Linked DNA regions of Homo sapiens: all the other regions are linked to region 1. A link is a loop called in an ENCODE intact Hi-C map of the cell type or tissue named here. Cell type or tissue: mammary epithelial cell. All regions are shown on one strand. Region 1 holds the start of LOC107986749 (a long non-coding RNA gene). Region 2 overlaps KIAA1549. Region 3 overlaps CREB3L2 (cAMP responsive element binding protein 3 like 2). Region 4 has its middle 13 kb from the start of TRIM24.

What was found. Peaks named below come from ENCODE experiments on the same cell type or tissue, not always from the same donor. Only the 100,000 strongest peaks of a DNase experiment are listed, where the experiment ranks them.
Region 2: it touches region 1 in a loop (7-fold over the local background); 11 of 110 quality-filtered maps call a loop at or near these places.
Region 3: it touches region 1 in a loop (9-fold over the local background); 13 of 110 quality-filtered maps call a loop at or near these places.
Region 4: it touches region 1 in a loop (5-fold over the local background); 7 of 110 quality-filtered maps call a loop at or near these places.

Annotation. Positions count from the first base shown.
Region 1 is chr7:138,159,786-138,164,785 of GRCh38, forward strand. It overlaps LOC107986749 (a long non-coding RNA gene), which reads left to right and starts at 1,988. Exons shown (of 3, transcript XR_001745033.3): 1 at 1,988-2,123; 2 at 3,591-3,717; 3 at 4,459-5,000. RefSeq lists an enhancer at 4,030-5,000. In mammary epithelial cell, a CTCF peak has its summit at 1,906; a DNase peak (open chromatin) is centred at 1,936.
Region 2 is chr7:138,863,716-138,868,715 of GRCh38, forward strand. It overlaps KIAA1549, which reads right to left. Exons shown (of 20, transcript NM_001164665.2): 15 at 4,260-4,413. Among named protein-coding and RNA genes, the nearest start is that of ATP6V0A4, 68 kb to the left of the region's middle. In mammary epithelial cell, a CTCF peak has its summit at 2,362 (motif pointing left); a DNase peak (open chromatin) is centred at 1,176.
Region 3 is chr7:137,896,240-137,901,239 of GRCh38, forward strand. All of the region lies in intron 8 of CREB3L2 (cAMP responsive element binding protein 3 like 2), which reads right to left. Among named protein-coding and RNA genes, the nearest start is that of DGKI, 52 kb to the left of the region's middle. RefSeq lists enhancers at 3,132-3,201, 3,133-3,849. In mammary epithelial cell, a CTCF peak has its summit at 3,055 (motif pointing left); no DNase peak of the experiment used is centred here; H3K4me3 peaks cover 174 bases.
Region 4 is chr7:138,444,429-138,449,428 of GRCh38, forward strand. No RefSeq gene overlaps it. Among named protein-coding and RNA genes, the nearest start is that of TRIM24, 13 kb to the right of the region's middle. In mammary epithelial cell, no CTCF peak of the experiment used is centred here; no DNase peak of the experiment used is centred here.

The sequences.
Region 1 (5,000 bases):
ATTTATTTTATTTTTTTGAGATGGAGTTTTGCTCTTGTCACCCAGGCTGGAGTGCGATGGTGTGATCTCGGCTCACTGCAACCTCCGCCTCTCAGGTTCAAGCGAGTCTCCTGCCTCAGACTCCCGAGTAGCTGGGATTACAGGCACCCACCACCACACCCAGCTAAGTTTTGTATTATTAGTAGCGATGGGGTTTCACCATGTTGGCCAGGCTGGTCTCAAACTTCTGACCTCAGGTGATCAGCCCACGTTGGCCTCTCAAAGTGCTGGGATTATGGGTGTGAGTCACCACACCTCGCCTTTTTTTTTTTTTTTTTCTAACCTTTTATTTTTTAGAGACAGTCTTGTTCTGTCACCCAGGCTGGAGTGCAGTGGCACGATCTCAGCTTACTGCAGCCTTGACTTCCTGGGCTCAAGTAACCCTCTCACTTTGGGCCCCAAGTAGCTGGGACTACAAGTGCATGCCACCATGCCTGGCGAATTTTTTCTTTTTTTCTTTTTTTAATTGCACAGTACTAAAAAATTCTGACAATATTCAGGAACAGTTGTAAAGAGTAAAAGCTATTTTATTCTTATATTTAAAACCATTTTATTTACTACGTTGATAATTGTTTCCCCAGCAGTGGTAAAAATGACATCAAAATAACAATTTTGCAAGCTCAGATTATTAATATAAAATCAGTAATCAGGCCGGGCGCGGTGGTTCACGCCTGTAATCCCAGCACTTTGGGAGGCTGAGATGGGCGGAACACCAGGTGAGAGATCGAGACCATCCTGGCCAACATGGTGAAACCCTGTCTCTACTAAAAATACAAAAATTAGTTGGGTGTGGTGGCGCACGCCTGTAGTCCCAGCTACTTGGGAGGCTGAAGCAGGAGAATCGCTTCAACCCGGGAGGTGGAGGTTGCAGTGAGCTGAGATCATACCACTGCACTCCAGCCTGGCAACAGAGTGCGGCTCCGTCTCAAAAAAAAAAAAAAAAAAAATCAGTAATCAGCTTTTTAATAGCTGTAGAAATTGGAGAAAAGGATAACCTGAAATGTTTATCTCAAAGTTGAATCACCAGCAATATCCAACACTAGTTGATATTTTTATCATAAATATAAAAATCAAACATGAAGTTCACAAAACATACAATAAAGGCCAAAATTCTTATATTATCGTAACATAGCATATTGTATATTTAGTCACTACTGTGTAACAACTACCCATTCACTGTGGAATACTCTCAAGGAGTCTCAAATGGGTGTTCAATCTCTACCTTATTATTACAAATTTATAACAGATTTCTTTCCATTTAGCAATTTTATAGAATGTCATATATACATATTTAAATATATATAAATTTACATATTATTTATATATAAGCAAAAAATTGGACACAATTCAACGTTAACATAAGGTCATACCACTGTTATTTGCCATACAGCACTTTTAGAAGAAGACAAAATGTTCTAAAGATCAGAGATGGCTGATAATTGATATATCATGTTCTGCAATCATCGTGCCCAGCATTTTGAGTTAGTTGCTGTTGCAATATTATATGATTTGGATATCATATAGGATTTGGAAATCCTATCAGATTTGGATAACAAATTTGCCCTGAAAAGAGAACAAAAAGAGAACAAAAGAGAACAAAAGATGGATCTTTGAAAATGAATATCCATATAGCAGTGTTTCCATGGAAGAATTAGAATGATTGTTTTAAAAGTATTTCTCTTTCCTTTCCCCAGATGAACCTCTACCTTAAGTAATGAGGGTGTCAGCCCCAAAATCTTCTATAGATGAATAAAACAATGCAAACATTTCTGCACATTCAAACCCAGTACTGATTCGAAAGAGCTATGGCCATAGCTCTATCGCCAATCTAGGACACCCAGACCTGCTTTTTCAGGCTGAGAACACCAGGTGGCATATGGTGGCTGAATCAGAGCCTCGGTTACCATGGCAACCAGCTACCCTTCCAGCTCTGCAGCTGCCATCTTTTATCCAAAGCAGTGTTCTGTGCACGCTGGGGGTTTTGCTTTGAAATGGTGGTGCTGTGTGCTGTTCATTCTTCATACAGTCAGGGTTCCTACTTCTGGGCAGGGAATTCAGGTGCCAGAGATAGATAAATACTTCAGGTCAGTAGCATTCATTTTATTTTCTGTGCATTATTTATTGTGTCAACATAAAGTCATCTGCAAACTGATACTTGAGAGGGCCACACCTTTCACAGCAGGCTTTCTCTAGGGAGGCTAGACTTCACTGAAGGGAAATGAATGATGGAGTGAGTGAGTCCTCTCCTGACCAAGGTTAAGAACAAATATGAGTGCCCAGCTCAGTGCTTGAATTGGTTGTAGGTACAATGACCCTGAGATTTGCCTGTACTCTAAGGGATGTCTGCTAGAAATATCACTGATCTATAGACAGAAGACATCTGTTCACCAACCTATTGGGAGGATGTAGTTGACATAAATAGTACCTTCTCACAAAATTTGTTTTGTGTCTGCCATGCAATAATAAACCAAATATTTATAAATTGGAAACTAGCCATTTCCATTTTTATCAGTCAAAAGTAATAAGATTTTCTAAGTTAATCATCAGGCATTGCCCCTGGTGATTGGCATTATATCACACACCCAGCTGCCAAAAGCCATTTTCTTTGCTACTGGGAAGAAAGCTAAAATGAGTAATGTTATCCAAACTTCCCTAAATTCCAAAAAGGCTTTGGACTTGAAGCGGGACTCATTTATAAACACATCTATTTAAGCCTGGTGTTTTTGCTTGCTGTTACAGGGACTATATCATAAATGTGCATTCTTTAGATGAAAGATCCTTCTCATAGAATGACAATTCTGTTAAAAACCCATTATATTATGTCACATGAAAAATGAAAAATTCACATTGTATATGTAACATAATAATAATGAAGGATGAAAGGGAAGAACTTCTGCTTGGAAAAATGACTGAAAACATACAATGAATATTAAAAACTGTGAGGCTTTGAATGGATTTTTTTTCCTCTTTCCACATTTAAGGGCTTTCTACTTCTTAATCAGAACTTATTACTAGGTCATAAACTTATGAAAACATTGAAACATTGTATTTTAGAATGTGTTTTAATTTTCCTATAGCAATTTCATTGCTTTTCACTTATGTTACAAATGTAAAACATTTAGCATTTTATTAGAATCATTTGAAATCATGAACTTCTCAAACAAAATATTTTAATTCATTTAATTGTTAAATAAATTGCAATATGCTTGCTCTAACAGGAAAAAAACTTTTTCAAAATCTATAAATAAGAAACTACTATTAAAACAGTTTTCATTTGATATTCCCTGTGAATTAAAGTATTATTTAAGGGTATCAGAAAGGAAGTATTACATTTAACTTCCAGTCAAACCCAGTTTCTGGTTATTTTATAAAAATATCTATTAATACGAGGAATTTTATATCTTTATCTATATATAGATATAGATACTGATAGATATATATTCATTGAGAAAGCTGCTTATAATTTGAGAATATTAGTCATGGAGTTTTCACACATTTACTGGTTTCGTACTACCACATGTTTTCCTCCTGCCTCTCTTTTCCATCTTTAGCTTAAAAAAGGGAAAGAAGAGGAGGAGGAGGAGGAAGAGGAGAAGGAGGAGGAGGAAGCAGAGAAGGAGGAGGAGGAGGAGAAAAGGATTTGAAGAAATTGAATCAGTTCTGGAACAGCAGACACAGGTAACCCATGCAAGTTAATCATTTGGGACACTTTATAAATGATTGTCCACCGTTGATTGACAAGAGCCTGTGTCACTGACTGGAAAGGATAGAGGAGGGTCACTGATGAAAGCACCCTGCTCATTCTCCTCCAGGGCTGCTCCACTGTGGTGACCCCAGCATTCAACACCACACTCAGCATAGTGAATTTCTGTGGGACTATTAAGAATTATGGTTCTAGAAACATACTTAATAATATGAAAACATGTTCAAATTATGTCATTATGTGTGAGAAAAATTATGATACTGAGATAGATGACAAACCCTCAATGAGGTTCTCAATGATTAAGAACCATCATCTCTGTCATCAATTAATTAGCTCAAGTGTAAGTATTTTCTGATTTTTTCTTACACATTGCAAATATTTTCTGCCAAATTGTTGTTTGTGTGCATTGGGAAGTGGGATGGGGGGGTTGTAGAGACAGGTGTCTCACTGTGTTGCCCAGGCTGGTCTTGAGCTCCTGGACTGAAGAGATCCTCCTGCTTGGCTTCTCAAAGCGCTGGGATTACAGGTGCAAGCCACTGCACCCAGCCAAACTGTGGCTTTTTAACAACATTTTGTTTGTTTTCTTTTTTTTCCTCTTTTTTTTTCCCTTTTAACAACATTTTTAATGATATCTTTTGTCATTGCTTAATATTTTGCTTTTATCTAATTAAGTTGCTCAATCTTTTCTTTTTCTAACTCTGGGTTTCATGTTGAAGGAATTCAGGACATGCTACCCCAAAATGTGAAAACTTGGCATTTGAGAAGACAGCAGAAGCAGGAAGGTCACGCTCACTACCTCCCCCACAATGCTCTACTCCCCTGAAACAGATCATAAAACCTAGGAAGGATTTCCTGACCATCCCCTCAAGTAGGTCTTATGACCCTCATGTGAGAGGTGCCCTCCCTATACCCAGAAGATAGCAACATCCTCATTTCTGAAGATACAAGGACAAAGAGAAGAGTTTGAACAAACGGCTTCCTAAGTTCTCCCCAGTTTATTAACATTATGTTACAGTCTCACCAACGCACCGCAATGTAGCAGTCTCTCGTTTGAGGTATCACCCTGAGTTCTCGGTCTCACAACCATGACAATTAAGGAACATGATCACCAAGGGTGAGGTTGGAGTGGAAGTTTAATAAGCAAAAGAAGAAAGTTCTCCACCACAGAAAGGGGCCCAAAAGAGGGTTGCCATTTTTACAGTTGAATGCAAAGGCTTTTATAAGAAACCAGTTAGAGCTGGGCATCTCATTTGCATGA
Region 2 (5,000 bases), 700 kb after region 1:
GGGATGGGGTAGGTGCTCTTCTCTCCACGGCAGTCCCCACTGGCGACCTCCCTCTCTTGCACATGACACTCTTGGGCTTATGAGTCCATTTCTCCCAACTGCAACATCCCACTGGAGGTTCTACTAAATGAGATTTGTCACTGAGGAATCCTAATTGAGAATCTGGGGCCCCAAGGTGGCCTCTAGTTGATGATGTCACCTTGGAAGGAACCTGTGCTCCTTTCCTTGTGAGGTGGATAAAGGTCCACAGTCATGCCCTTCTCCAATTCTTGATTTTCTTGAGGAGCAGATGAGGAAGCCTGGTCGGCAGTGTACCACCAACCTAGAGCTCACGGGTGGAAAGAAGGGAGGGTGTGTCTGGAAGAACAGCCCACTGGTAAAAGGGTTTCTCCAGAAACAGAAGCGATGTTCCTGGCGGTGATTCCGGTGGCTGCGTATGTGACTCTACTGCAAGGAAGCAAGTAGTGTGGTGACACAAAAAACTGCAGGCACAAACTGAGATTCCACTGTGGGAAACGATCTCAGACATTTGAGCAGAGTCCCCAGCGGCTATAACCACTGCCAATCTCATTCTCAGTGGCCAGAATTTCAGAGAAGGCTAAACTTCTATACCGAGAGAGATGATCTGCAGATGGGAAGGACAGTCCCCTTGGATTCCCAATGGCCCCCGTGAATCCTGCCAGAAGGCCAGGAGCTCCTGGGCCAGGACACTTCCTCTTCCTGTCCTTCACCTTCTTGTTTTCTCCTCATTTTGCAGGCGAGACTATCAGAACTTGCAGGCCAAGAAGAGGATTTACTCAATTTCCTATATTCTACCATCTATATTTAGACTATAGATGTTTCACACATAGATGTGTTCAGATACAGTTTATCAGTCTTCAGAAATAAATGTACATCTTTTCACTGTTTACGGATTTTGGTGCCTATTTAGCAGTCCTTTGTGGGTGTTGCAAGAGGGTGACCAGACAGCCTGGTTGTCCAGGACAACCTCAGTTTATGCCTGTTGTCCCACGGTCATTATTAATAGAACACCCCCTTACACTTCCAAAAGTGTCTGGATTGGATGACAAATTACATCAAACTTTTTCTGTAAAGGGCCAGACAGTAAAGACTTTAGGTTTTATGAGTCATATAGTCTGTCACAACCACTCAACTCTGCCTTGCAGCAAAAACAGTCATTGATATCAAGCCAACAAATGGGTGCGGTTGTGTTGCAATAAAACTCTATTTAGGCCAGGTTTGGTGGCTCATGTCTATAATCCCAGAAATGTGGGAGGCCAAGGCAGGAGGATCGCTGAGCCCAGGAGTCTGAGACCAGCCTAGGCAACAAGGTGAAAGCCCATCTCTACTAAAAATACAAAAATTAGCCAGGCAAGGTGGCATGTGCCTGTAATCCCAGCTACTTGGGAGGCTTAGGTGGGAGGATCACCTGAGCTTGGGGAGGTTGAAGCTGCAGTGAGCCGTGATTGCACCACTGCACTCCAGCCTGGGCAACAGAGCTGGAGTGTCTCAAAAAAAAAAAGTTACTTACAAGAACAAGCAGCTGGCTGGATTTCTACCAAGGCCTGAATTATAATGGTCACCCTTATTACAAGGAACCAAGGAATATTTCTCTTGGCCTTAGGAGAACACACCGCTCAAGGAGAAGATATTTTTGAGGGGAAAGTGGAAAATTCAAGGTAATTCAAAAACACATAGTACTTCCCTAGTATAGGCTTGAAGATGAAAAAAAAAAACCCTGTACATGTACCACTGATTCTAAAATACAAGTTGAGGGAAAAAAAGATAAACTACCTAAGAAAAGATGAGTTCTGAGACAGGCATTATCTTTTAAAGTGTTTCAGAATTCAAAATCTGAGGAAGATTTTTATTTTGGGGCAATCTTTTAAAAAAGGAGCCACTGAAGGCAAGCAGCCTCTGGGGTGGTGTCTTCCAGGAAGAGGCTGCTCTGCACCCACAGGAGGAGGAATCCCTGCACTCTCTGCTAAGGAAAAAAGGAAGAAAACGATGCTGCAAAGCTACCGCAAAAGAAGGCTGATCTAGAGTCACTGAAGCAGGCAAATGAAGACAGCCAGGAGAAGACAGGTTCCTCCCCATACAAAACTCAATCATTTAAAAAAATCAAAGAGAGGGGGACTGAGAGGGTTCCCCACAAATTCCTTTGAGAGAGGAGCCCAGGTTGGCTGGAGAAGTGAAGGGACAAGAAGGGATGCTGCCCCTTCTATCTGTTTCACACCACAGCAAGTCTCCACTTGGCACAGTTTACAAAAGCTCCGGGTGACAACCCTGGGGAGCCCTCCCCAGATCAAGCCAAACCCCACAGATGCCCAAATACCCCCAGAACCCAACACAGCACAAGAGCACCACCTACTGTAAGAGCAGCCATGCACCACATTTAGAAAGTAACAGGAACTACTCAATTCCTCGTACTGAGGAAGACAGTAGTTTCATTTACAGACAGCCTAACTCTGAAATCGCACTGATCCCCATGAGTAGATCAAGAAGGTCGGTCTTTAAGACCCTAGAAATACCGTAAGTTCCTAAGGAAAAGTCTCATTCTTTCAGATGATCATAATTCAGTTGTATTTAGGCCCCATCCCAGTATAATGTTTGCACATTTGTGTAATTATATTTAGCCTATTTAAGTGCTTGTTATTTATATAATTTAGGAGAAAAATACAAACCTCAACTAAGAAATGGCTGGTTGCATAAGGTCTATCTAAAGCGATCACATCCATCGCAAATCCCTTCTCAAAGGCTGTGCTTTTTGCTAACGTGTCTCTAAACCAGGCTGGCTCTGTGAGTGCCTCCAGGAGGTGAAAGGGGCCTGCTGCAGCAAGGCAGGGCTCTCCTGGTATGGAGTTTAGGACGCCCTGTGTTTCCCAGTGCTGCCGGAGTTAGCGGCACCTGGCTCGCCCTCTCTGTCTTCGGGTATCTTTGTGTCTGTATTTCTCATGGGTTAAGTGAGGCTGGTTCTCTCTCCCCTACTCAATGCAGTCTGTGTGTATGCATCTTACGCTATCAATAACTGCCTTTAACACTTCAAGCAAATCTGTCTGGACCTCTTTTACTTTGGAAAAAAATAATCCCTTATTTATTTATTTAGAGACAGGGTTTTGCTCTGTCACCCAGGCTGGAGTGCAGTGGTGCGATCAAAGCTCACTGCAGCCTCGACCTCCTGGGCTGAAGCGATTCTCCCACCTCAGCCTCCCAAGTAGCTGGGATTACAGGCATGCACCACCACGCCTGGCTAATTTCTGTATTTTTTGGAGAGACGGGGTTTCGCTATATTGCCCAGGCTGGTCTCCAACACCTGGGCTCAAGCGATCCATCCACCTCAGCCTCCCAAAGTGCTGGCATTACAGGTCTGAGCCACCACTCATTATTTCTTAATTTCCATTAACCTCTTTCTCCCATAAAAGCAAAATATATATAAGCAAATACGCTATCTTCTTAGCACTCCAAGGACAGTACAGGGAAATAAAACCCTAAATATCCCTCCTCTCATTAGGAAACCCAGCCAGGCTAGCTCAGTCAGTAGAGTATGAGACTCTTGATCACAGGGTCATGCCCTCATACCTGTAATCCTAGCACTGTGGGAGGCCAAGGCGGGAGGATCACTTGAGGTCAGGAGTTTGAGACCAGCCTGGGCAACATGCTGAGACCCCATCTCTACAAAAATTTTTAAAATTAGCTGGGCATGGTGGCATATGCCTATGGTCCTAGCTACTCAGCAGACTGAGGTGGGAAAATTACTTGAGCCCAGGAGGCTGAGGCTACAGTGAGCCTGGATCACACCACTGCACTCCAGCCTGGGCAACAGAGTAAGACCCTGTCCCAAAAAAAAAAAATAATAAAAATAAACAACAAAACCAAATAACCCTCTGACTAGGGAGAAGGAAAAAAACCTTGAGGATATTTCTCTCTCTCTCTGTTTTCCAGTTAACCTCGAAAAAAGTCCCACTGTGAAGTCTGAGAGAACGGGGCTTACGTATAGAGAGGAAAAACACGGAGTGTGTTTCCAGAGGTGGCACTCGGCAGCACCCTGGCTGACAGCACTCAAGTCTCCCCTCAGAAGGGGTGGCACCCCACCCCACCCACTTCATGACCTAGAGGGCCCTGGTGCATCAGCCATCAGGCATCAGGCACTGATACCACACAGGGCGGCAGCCAGTGCTGCTGCTTCTCCTCCCCTTTCAGCGCATCTTTCTAGGAGCCGCCCCACCCGAGTTCCAGAAACTGGAGTCGGTGGCACGCACTGGGCATCCGATGTAGGCTGAGTTGTGGACGCCGGGGGGCCTCCTGTAGGTGCCATCGCTGTCTGTGGTGATGAGCCGGTCCTTCTCAGCGTCGGCAGGACAGCCGTTGACCTGGTGTTTCCGGCGAGGCTTGGGAGAACGTTTTATCCGTGAGCTGCCAGGAAAAAGAGAAATTATCTTCGTAGGAAATCACCCTTTTTGCCACTGACTTACCAACTAAACACTAAGTACCCTGAGTACCTAGGATGTGCTACCCCTGGAAACACCCCATAGGATATAAACGCCATGTACGAGACAGTCTCTGCTCTAAGGAAGCTCAGAGCATACCTAAACAGACCTATTAACCCACATGAAGCAACACAGAATGATATAAAGCCATTTGTAATCATGACATTCAGAAAAGAAGTCAGTGGGAGCTATTAGTCCCATGGGGCTAGAACTAGGTCTTTTTTATTTTATTATTCTTTTTTTGAGATGTAGTCTCATACCGTCGCCCAGGGTGGAGTGCAATGGCGTGATCTCGGCTCACTGCAACCTCCACTTCCCAGGTTGAAACAATTCTCCTGCCTCAGCCTCCTGAGTAGCTGGGATTACAGGCGCCTGCCACCACGCCCAATTAATTTTTGTATCTTTAGTAGAGACGGGGTTTCACCATATTGGCCAGGCTGGTGTTGAACTTCTAACTCCTGACCTCGTGATCCGCCTGCCTTGGCCTCCCAAAGTGCTGGAATTATAGGCGTG
Region 3 (5,000 bases), 260 kb before region 1:
AGCGAAGCAGCCCTGCTTTTATCTATTTCCCTCTCAAGCCAAAATACATTAAAAGCTACTGGTTTTGTTTGTTTGTTTTGAGATGGAGTTTTCCTCTTGTTGCCCAGGTTAGAGTGCAATGGCGTGATCTCGGCTCACCGTAACCTCCGTCTCCCAGGTTCAAGTGATTCTCCCGCCTCAGCCTCCTGAGTAGCTGGGATTACAGGCACACGCCACCACGCCCAGCTAATTTTGTATTTTTAGTAGATATGGGGTTTCTCCATGTTGATCAGGCTGGTCTCGAACTCCCAACCTCAGGTGATTCACCAGCCACGGCCTCCCAAAATACTGGGATTACAGGTGTGAGCCACCGCGCCAGGTCTTAAATATTATGATCTTAGGAGGTCCCCGCTACAATTATCTGTGGGAAGATCACAGATGAATCCATTGCCAGCCATTACTACCATAAAAGCGTTATCCACGAGGAGAGGTGAGTCTTGAAGAGGGAGAAGAAATGGGAGAAGAAGACACACAGAGCCACTGCGCTCCTGAGACTCAAGGGAAGGCACAGAGTACAGGGAAGGAGGCCAAGGGGAAGAGGAACATCGACAAACTTGTTCTGCTTTGTAAGTAAAATAAGCCAGACAAAGACAAATACTGTATGGTATCACTTACATCTAAAGAAAAATTTAAGTCAAACTCACAGAAACAAGAGAATAGAAAGGTGGTCACTGGGCACTGGAAGTGGGAGAACTGGTCAAAGAATACAAACTTTCAGTTATAAGGTAAATACATTCTGAGGATCTACTGTACAGCATGGTGACTGTAATTAAAAATGCCATATTATATACTAGAAGTGTGCTAAGCATTGGCACCAAAAAGAAAAAGAAAAAAAAGGTAATTATGTGGAGTGATGGATGTGTTAATCAGCCTGATTGTGATAATCATTTCATAATATATGCATACATCAAATCGTTACATTGTATACTGTAAAAATATGCAATTTTGTCAATTATGCCTTAATAATGCTGACAACAAAACACATAAACAAAAAACTTTCCCTGCTTTAACAGGTGGCTAAGCTAGCCCTGGTCACATTCAGTAACAGCAGACTGTCAGGGAAGGCTCAGATCCCAATAGCATGAAGTAGATTATTATTATTATTATTTGAGACAGAGTCTCGCTCTGTCGCCCAGGCTGGAGTGCAATGGCACAATCTCGGCTCACTGCAGCCTCTGCCTCCTAGGTTCAAGCGATTCTCCTGCCTCAGCCTCTCGAGTAGCTGGGATTACAGGTGTCTGCCACTACGCCCAGATAATTTGTGTATTTTTAGTAGAGATGGGGTTTCACCATGTTGGTCAGGTGATCTCTGACCAACAGGTGACCCACCTGCCTCGGCCTCCCAAAGTGCTAGGATTACAGTCATGAGCCACTGCGCCTGATCAAGGTAGATTATTTTTAATGGTGAGTCAAAGATCCTGTAGAAATGTATGAGAATATGTCCAGTGTTTTGTTATGTGGAAATAGTTCTTAACAAAGAAGTATGTACAATATAAATACATACACATAAGATATTCCAAAACATAAAGATACCTCTGAGTGAAAGGATTCTTTTTTTTTCCTAAATTATTTTTACAAGGAGCACATATTATGTATGCATCTTCCTTAAGTCGAAACGTATGATAAACAAGTAAAACTATATCAAACTAAAAAGCTTCTGCACAACAACAACAAAAATTAACAAAATGAAAAGGCAGCCCACGGATTGGGAGAAAATGTTTGCAAACCATATAAACCATCATGAGGGGTTAATATTAAAAACATATGAGGAACTCATACAACTCAATATCAAAAACAACCAATTTTAAAAAATGGGCAAAGAATCTGAATAGACATGTCTCTAAAGAAAACATAAAAATGGTCAACTGGTATATGAATAGGTGCTCACTGACACTAGTCATCAGAGAAACGTAAATCAAAACCCTACATGATATCACTTCACATCTGTTAGTACTATCATTATAAAAAAGACAAGGCGCGAAAAGTGTTGGCAATGGTGTGGAGAAAAGGGAACCCTTCCACACTGTTAGTGGGAATGTAAATTAGTAAAACCATTATGAAAAACAGTGTAGAGGTTCCTCAAAATATTAAAAATAGAACTAGCATATAACCCAGCAATCCCTCTGCTGGTATATACCCAAAGACAATGAAATCAGCATCTCATGGTTACTTGTGTACCCATGTTCATTAACGATGAAGAGTCTTGCTTTAGAAAAATATTCTGCTAATAACTGGAGGAGAAATGATAGAATTCTATAAGGCTACTTTCAAACCCCTAATGTATTGATCTCTCTAGCCAATAAGTATACATTGTGGAGAACCGAATAACCAATTTTTATGTTCCTTCTGATGGAGGCATGTAGTGGAACCTATGAAGAATTCTTACCAAAAACCAAAACCAAACAAAGTAGAGTCTGTAGTGGACGAAGGACTGTGCTAACGGACACCACAAGGACATTACAGGTAAACTAAGACCAGGAAGACTCTACAGGACAACTGACTCGGCCTTTACTAAATAACAGCAAAGACATGCAAGAGAACTTACAGACAAAAAGATATGTAATGGACATATCAAACAGTTTGAACACATGGACCTTATTTGGATATCTGATTCAAACAAGCAAACAAAAATAAAAATGTGGAAGGAGGGAGGGAGGGAGGGAGGAACAAAGGAAAGAAGGAAAGGAAGGAAGGAAGGAAGGAAGGAAGGAGGGAGAAAGGAAGGAGAAGGGGAAAGGAAGGAAGGGAAGGAAGAAAGGAAGAAAAAAGAAAGAAAGAAAAAGAAAGAGAAAGAAAGAAAAGGAAGAAAAAGGAAAGAGAAGGAAGGAAGGAAGGAAGGAAGGAAGGAAGGAAGGAAGGAAGGAAGGAAGGAAGGAAGGAAGGAAGGAAGGAACACGCAGCACAGTCCACCTGCAGAGGAGAGGAGAGACTTCCCAGGCAAGGTAGTGGGGTCGGTCCTTCTCCCTCACACACCCGGACTTCGCCCCAGCACATCCCTGCTGTGCCTCTGCTGCCCCCATGTGGCCCAGGGAAGGCCTGACACGGAGCCTGTAGAGGACGAAACCTGAACACAAACTCCAAGGAGGTCTTTGCTCTTCCCCTTTTCGCCAATTCTTGGCCAGGATTTGTCCCACCCACCCATGAACATGGGGCTGCTGCGGAAGCAAGTGCCAGGATGGGTGCCGGGAACGCCTATCGGCTCAGGATGCTAAAAACATGCATACATATGCTGGCTCGGGGAGCAGGATCCAGAGAAACAGAGCCGCCTCAGGCAATCCCCCCAGGGAGAGGAAGTGGAGATAAAAACAGAGGAAGCCCCAGCAGACTAACGGCCAAAGGCAAGCAGTGAAACCAGCTCCCTTGCCTCATGAGATCAAGGTAATGCCACACTAAGTTGGTGGCACTTCCTCCCTTTGGGCAGTCTGTCTTACAGAGCACTTGGGGTGAACTGCCCCTGACTGCTATCTGAGCACACATTCCCAGAAATGCAGAGAAAATTTCAGGGGGATCCCACTGGCGGTAGTTTTAGCTTATGTCTATATTAGCTGGCTTTTTGAGCAACAAACCATGAAGCATCAGGAAACGGGAATTAAATTCATTTGTTATTATCAAATAACATGCAAAGAGATTTAAACTGATCCCTTAATATTTGCACAATTGTTACTGGGCATTAACACTGACCCTTAATCTGATTAAATTTTTGTTTACCCAGTAAGTCCATTTTTCTCTGCTTAATTTGTTGGATCTCTAACACTCAGGGTGACAGGAGTCTCTAAGAAATAATTGTCACAGCACAGGTATGTATCATGTGTGCACATGAACACATACATTCTGGATGAAACTCCCCAAAAGCCAGTTTCTTAACCCTGCACTTTCACCCCTTTCTCTTGCATATGAGCCAGGCATAAACCTCCATATACTCCTCCCACATCCAGGCTCCAGAGCCAGACTGCCTGGGTTCAAATGCAGCTTTAGCGGTTACTGTGTGACCTTGGACAAATCACCTAGACTTTCCGAGTTTCAGTTACCTCCTCTATATAGTGAGGATGATAATAATGGCATCTCATAGGGCTAAATGAGTTCATAGCTGTAAAGTGCTTAAAATAGCACTGGGCACAGCAAGTGCTAGAGGAATTTATCAACTTGGTACCGTTACAATTTTTGTAAAATGGGTTTGAAATGCAATTAATAAACTAGCTAATTTTAAAAAACTAATTTAAAAAACAATGATTTGCAGCCGGAGCAGTGGCTCAGACCTGTAATTCCAGCATTTTGGGAGGCCAAGGTGGGGGCGGATCATGAGGTCAGGAGATTGAGACCATCCTGGCCAACATGGTGAAACCCCATCTCTACTAAAAAAAAAAAAAATACAAAAATTAGCCGGACGTGGTGGCGCGTGCCTGTAGTCCCAGCTGCTCAGGAGGCTGAGGCAGGAGAATCACTTGAACCCGGGAGGCAGAGCTTGCAGTGAGCCGATATCATGCCACTGCATTCCAGCCTGGGCGACAGAGCAAGACTCCGTCTCAAAAAAAAGAAAAAAAAAATACCAATGATTTTCTCTTTTTTTAAACTAATAAGTATCATTTGCTACTAAAATTAGATTATAATGAAGTGGCCAGTGCCTCCTTGGTCACCTCTAAATTTTGATGTCATTTTCAGGAGAATCAGGCTTGTTGATCTTATTCTCCTCCAAGCCTCTTTTTTAACCCCCTAGTCATAGTCCTTGTCATGATCAGCTTCTTCTTCAATCCTGTATCATTTAGGAAAAGTAAAGAATATGCATGTATGTGTACATGTATGTGCATATGAGAGTGTGTACATATGTGTATTGTGGATGTGAACATGAGAGCATGTGTGCATATGTGTTTGTATATGTGCAAGAGTAGCACGTGTGCATGCGTGTGTGTGTAGCAGGAGTGGGTGGGTGGAGTTTGGCCATGCTGAGCATCTCAGCACAACTG
Region 4 (5,000 bases), 280 kb after region 1:
GTGCTAATAGACCTTTAGTTTTAAGATAAGAGAAAATAGAAGATAGACCAACTATATAATTTGTAAGGAATTGATCTTCTGTTTCAAAGGTAGGTATATCAGCAGTGGAGTGCAAATAAGGTAATCCATAGAGCGTCTCATAAGGAGAAAGACCAATATCTTTCCGTGGTGCAGTTTGAATTCTCAGCAGGGCAATAGGAAGACACTTGTTCCATGGCAATCGAGTCTCTAAGACTAATTTGGTTAAGTGGTTCTTTAGAGTCTGATTCATCCTTTCTACTCTCCCTGATGAGGGGGTGTGCCAGGGAGTATGGTGTTCCCATCTAATGTCTAATGTTTGGGATAGCTTTTTAATAATGTGTGCAGTGAAATGAGTTCCACTGTCTGAGTCAATATTTTCTATTAGTCCAAACCTGGGTACTATATTTTCAATTAGGGCCCTAACTACATTATTGGCTGTTGCATTTGAAAGGGGATAGCTTCGACCCAGTGAGTGGGGTGGTCTACTATCACTAGTAAATATTTTAGATGATCTATTGGAGGCATTTCTGTGTAATCAACTTGGATACTTTGGAATGGCCTTAAGCCTGGATTCCTTCCCCCGAGAGGTAATATTTTTATAGTATGTTAATTAGTTTTCTTAAATACTAAGCAACTATCTGTAACCTGTTTGGCCAGAGTATAAATTCCTATGCAATCATAAACTCTGAGAACTGCTCTCTGGTCTTGCAGTATCCATTTTCCTTCTGAATTCTCTTTAGCGCCTATTTTTATTAGTTTTTCTTTTTCAGCAGAAGAGAAAATGGGGATTATGGTAGGAGGAGGGAGGCAGGGAGTTAAGTGAAAAATACGCATTTCAGAAGACACAGCAGCCTGCTTGGCTACCTGATCTTCTAGGTTATTTCCTCGACTTTCAAAACAAAGGCTTTTCTGGTGTCCGGGAACATGGACAATAGCTATTTCTTCTGGCAACGGAAGATTATTCAATAGTTGGGTGATCAGCTCCTTGTGAACAAGGTCTTGACCTTTACTATGAATGAGACCTCGTTCAGTCCAAATTTTCCCAAACGTATGGGCCACTCCAAAGGCATATCTAGAATCACTATAGATGGTTCCTTCCTGGTGCTGCAAGTGCTTTAAGGCTTGGCTGGGTGCAAACAGCTCATACTTTTGAGCAGACCAACTGTTGGGCAATTTTCCTGACTCTATTTCTGCAAGAGTTTCTCCAACAATCATTGAATACACATTATGTCTTTTTTCCTCAATCACCTGGGAAGAACCATGTATGAATAAGTACCATCCAGTCTGGAAGGGGGTTTCTCCTAGGTCTGGTCGAACCTTTGTATGGTAATCAATTAAATCTAAACATGTGTGTTCCCTCCTTATATTTGAATTCCTTGTTAGGAAACCTGCTGGGTGGAGTGAATTATCAGTGGTCAATGTTAAATCATCCTTTTCTAACAGAATGGCCTCATACTTTAAGATTCTCGAGTCAGTAAGCCATCCCCCTGCTCTATGGTTTAAGATAGTTCTAATTTCGTGAGGCGTGCTTACTGTCAATTTTCTCCAAAGGTTAACTTTCTGCTTTCCTCGACTAGTATTGCCGTAGCCACGATGGACTGGATGCATTGGGGCCATCCACGAGTGACTGGGTCTACGATCTTTGATAGGAAGGCTACGGGCTGCCGATGGCCTCTGTGTTCTTGAGTCAGTACTCCTAAAGCTACCCCACTGTCCACATTAACAAAAAGGTGAAATGGCTTTTCTAGGGAGGGTAAAGCTAAAACAGGGGCAGTTATGAGCCTTTCCTTCAGCTTCTCGACTTGATCAACTTCCTCAGAAGTCCACAGGAGATGGTTAGGCTTCTCCTGGGCAAGTTTTTGATATAACAGTTTACTGTGTAGTGCGTATGAGTCAATCCATAAATGACAGTATCTGACTAACCCTAAACATTTCCTGAGTTCTTGTTTAGTTTGAGGCAAGGGTTGGTACACGATTCCCTCGATTCGTTCGGGCCGTATTCTTCACTTGCCTGCACTTATTAAGTGGCCTAAATATTTAACTTCAGGCTCTACATACTGAAGCTTTCTTTTTGAGACTGTAGCCCTTCAAACTGCAGATGTTTAGGAATATGTGTAGAGAAGTCAGTTACCTTCTCTATATCTTCACCAGATATAAGAATGTCGTCCACATACTGAAGAAGGCATATTTGTTCTGGGATGACAATTCTTTCTAGTACTTGTTCTAAAATTTGGCCAAAAAGATTAGGGGAGTCTGTGAACCCTTGGGGCAAGATTGTCCATCGATATTGTTGTTTCCGCCCTGAGTGGGGATCCTCCCACTCAAAAGCAAATATATCTCGGCTATCTTCAGCCAGGGCACATGCCCAAAAAGCATCCTTCAAATCTATTACAGCAAACCATTGATGATTATATGCAATCTTGCTAAGAATGGTGAAAGTATTGGGGACAATAGGGTGGGTAGTCTGGACTATTTGGTTGATAGCTCTAAGGTCCTGTACTAGCCAGTATGACCCACCTGATTTCTTGACTGGCAGCATTGGGGTGTTATAAGGTGACATACAGGGCTCGAGAAGCCCATCCTTAATGAGGCCTTTGATTATAGGTTTCAACCCTATCCTACCTTCTAGAGGAATAGGGTATTGCTTCCTTTTTACTACTCCCGGGGTTTTTAGCTTGATGTGGGTTAGAGGCACTTGGAGTTTCCCTCAGTTTCTGTCTTTGGACCAGACATTTGGATTAACATATTTTTCATCTGCGGTGGTGAGTAGGTTTAATGAGGTGAGGAATCCTCTTGGGCTGACTTGTAGACTTATGGCCAACTTAACATTAAATTAGTTCCTGCTTCAGGGATTAACAAGAACTGAATATGAGCTGAGCAATCCTCGTATCTAATTTCTGTGCTTTCTAAAATTTTTGCTCTAAATCCTTCCCCTTTTACCCTGGAGACTAAAAGTTCCTCTGAGGAGGAGACAAGATTAGATGGGGGAAACAAACAGAGGAGCGAACAGCCCCTGAATCGACTAAAAAGGTGATAAGCTCATGTTTAGGCCCCACCTCCAAATGTATCAAGGGCTCCTGGTGAGACTCAAGATAAAAGAGACAGAGCCCCTGACCCCCCTATTCTTCCTCGAAAGTCATGAGTGGAAGGGCTTCTTTCTCCTTTCTTAGTTCAGGACATCCTCTCTTGAAGTGGCCTGTTCTTCCACATCTGTAGCACCTATCTTGTCCTTCCTCCCTCTTAGTTCTGGGATTCTTTAACCCTGCTCCCCCATACTATTTAGGGGGCATGGTAGACGAGGACCTTGGTCCTCCAGATGGAGGCTGGGGTCATTTAAAAGAGGGTTCAGACTCTTTATAGTTTCTGGCTCCCTGGAAACTTTGTCTAGAAGTACCTGGGTTTGGAGCCATCTGTTGGAAGGTGGAAAACATAAGTTTTGTCTTTTGTTTCTGTTTTTCTTTGTCCCTTTTCATGTATAATTTCTGAGCTTCCCCAAGAAGCTCACTTAGGGGACGGTCTTCCCAATTGTCTATCTTTTGTAACTTTTTTGAAATGTCTGGCCAAATTTTAGTGACAAATTGGAGTTTCAACATTCCTTGCCCAAGGGGATCATCCAAATTGAGGCCTGCATACTGCCTCGTTTGCTCCTTCAGTCTGTCTAGGAATCTCATAGGCCCTTCATCCTTTTCCAGTTGTATATCAAATGCTTTAGAAAGATTTTGGGTTCGGGGTACTGATTCCCAAATTCCTTTTATTATCATCTCCCTTAGGTCCTGCATATTTTCCCGGTGATCTGCATTGTTATTGTCCCACCGGGGGTCTCAGGTGCTGAATTTCTGGTCCGTTGTAGGAACGTTTTCACTGGGAGGGTGCTCACGTTCCTAAATTACCATAGCAGCCCTACAAATCATACTCCTTTCTTCCCCTGAAAAGAGGATGCCCATGATGGACATTAACTGGACCCAAGTGTATAACTGAGGCCTAAGAATTGGTCAATTTGGTCTGCCACTCCATAAGGGGTCATCTAGTAGCAGTTTAAGCTCCTTTTTAAAATTCCGACTTTCTGAACTGGTTAAGGGAGCATTTACAAAGCCAATGGCCCCCTACTCCTTGTGGTACCTCTTTCAAAGGGAAGAAGGTTGGGGCCAACCTCTTAGGTACAGAGGGAAATGGGAAATTCTGAATATCTTTTTTACATTGTTCTATCTCATGCTGAAGTCCTTTTAGAGAGGGGTATTTAAGTTGGGAGGAAATAGGCTGGTGGGACGGTAATTTCCAAGAGTCAGAGTTGTAAGGAGGAAGGATAACGTGAGTAGAGTGAGGATTTGGAACGGGATCTGAGGCGGCAGTGGCTGTCTGAGGGGAAAGACTGGGGACACTGAACGGGGAAAGATAGTCTAGGGGATCCCATGTGCTGGAGTCTTCAGGCATGAGAGTTGGCTCCTCTGACTTTTCATTTTGAGGTGCCAGATTGGGTTCTTCCCTATTTGTTTTTAAGGGGAAAAGGAGCGCAGGTCCTTGCCTCCAACAAAGGGCATAGCCTAGTTCTTCTGGAGACATTGGACTTTTATCATTAACATATTGTATTAACAGCTGACACATTACATCCTCATTTGACCCAAACTTTGGCCAGAAGATTGAGGGTTTGAGGATGGGTCCCTGAGTCCAAATAAAACAGCAATATTTTATCATTTGTTGCTTTTTCCTACGTTTAGTCCTTTCATTATCCTTCCAGTGTTTTAGCATGAGACCTAGGGGGCTATCCGGTGGGGATATCTTTGTTATCATCTTTATCCCCCTTGCTTCCTGTCTTGCTTAGGGTATTTCCCATCTTGATGGTTTGGGGGTAAGGTTCAAGGTTCGATTTCCCTTACTGGAAATTTCTTGCCTTTTGGGTGAGGCTCAATTTTCTGCACTGGAAATATCTTGCCTTTTGGGTGAGGCTCAATTTCCCCCACTGGAAATTTCTTGCCTTTTGG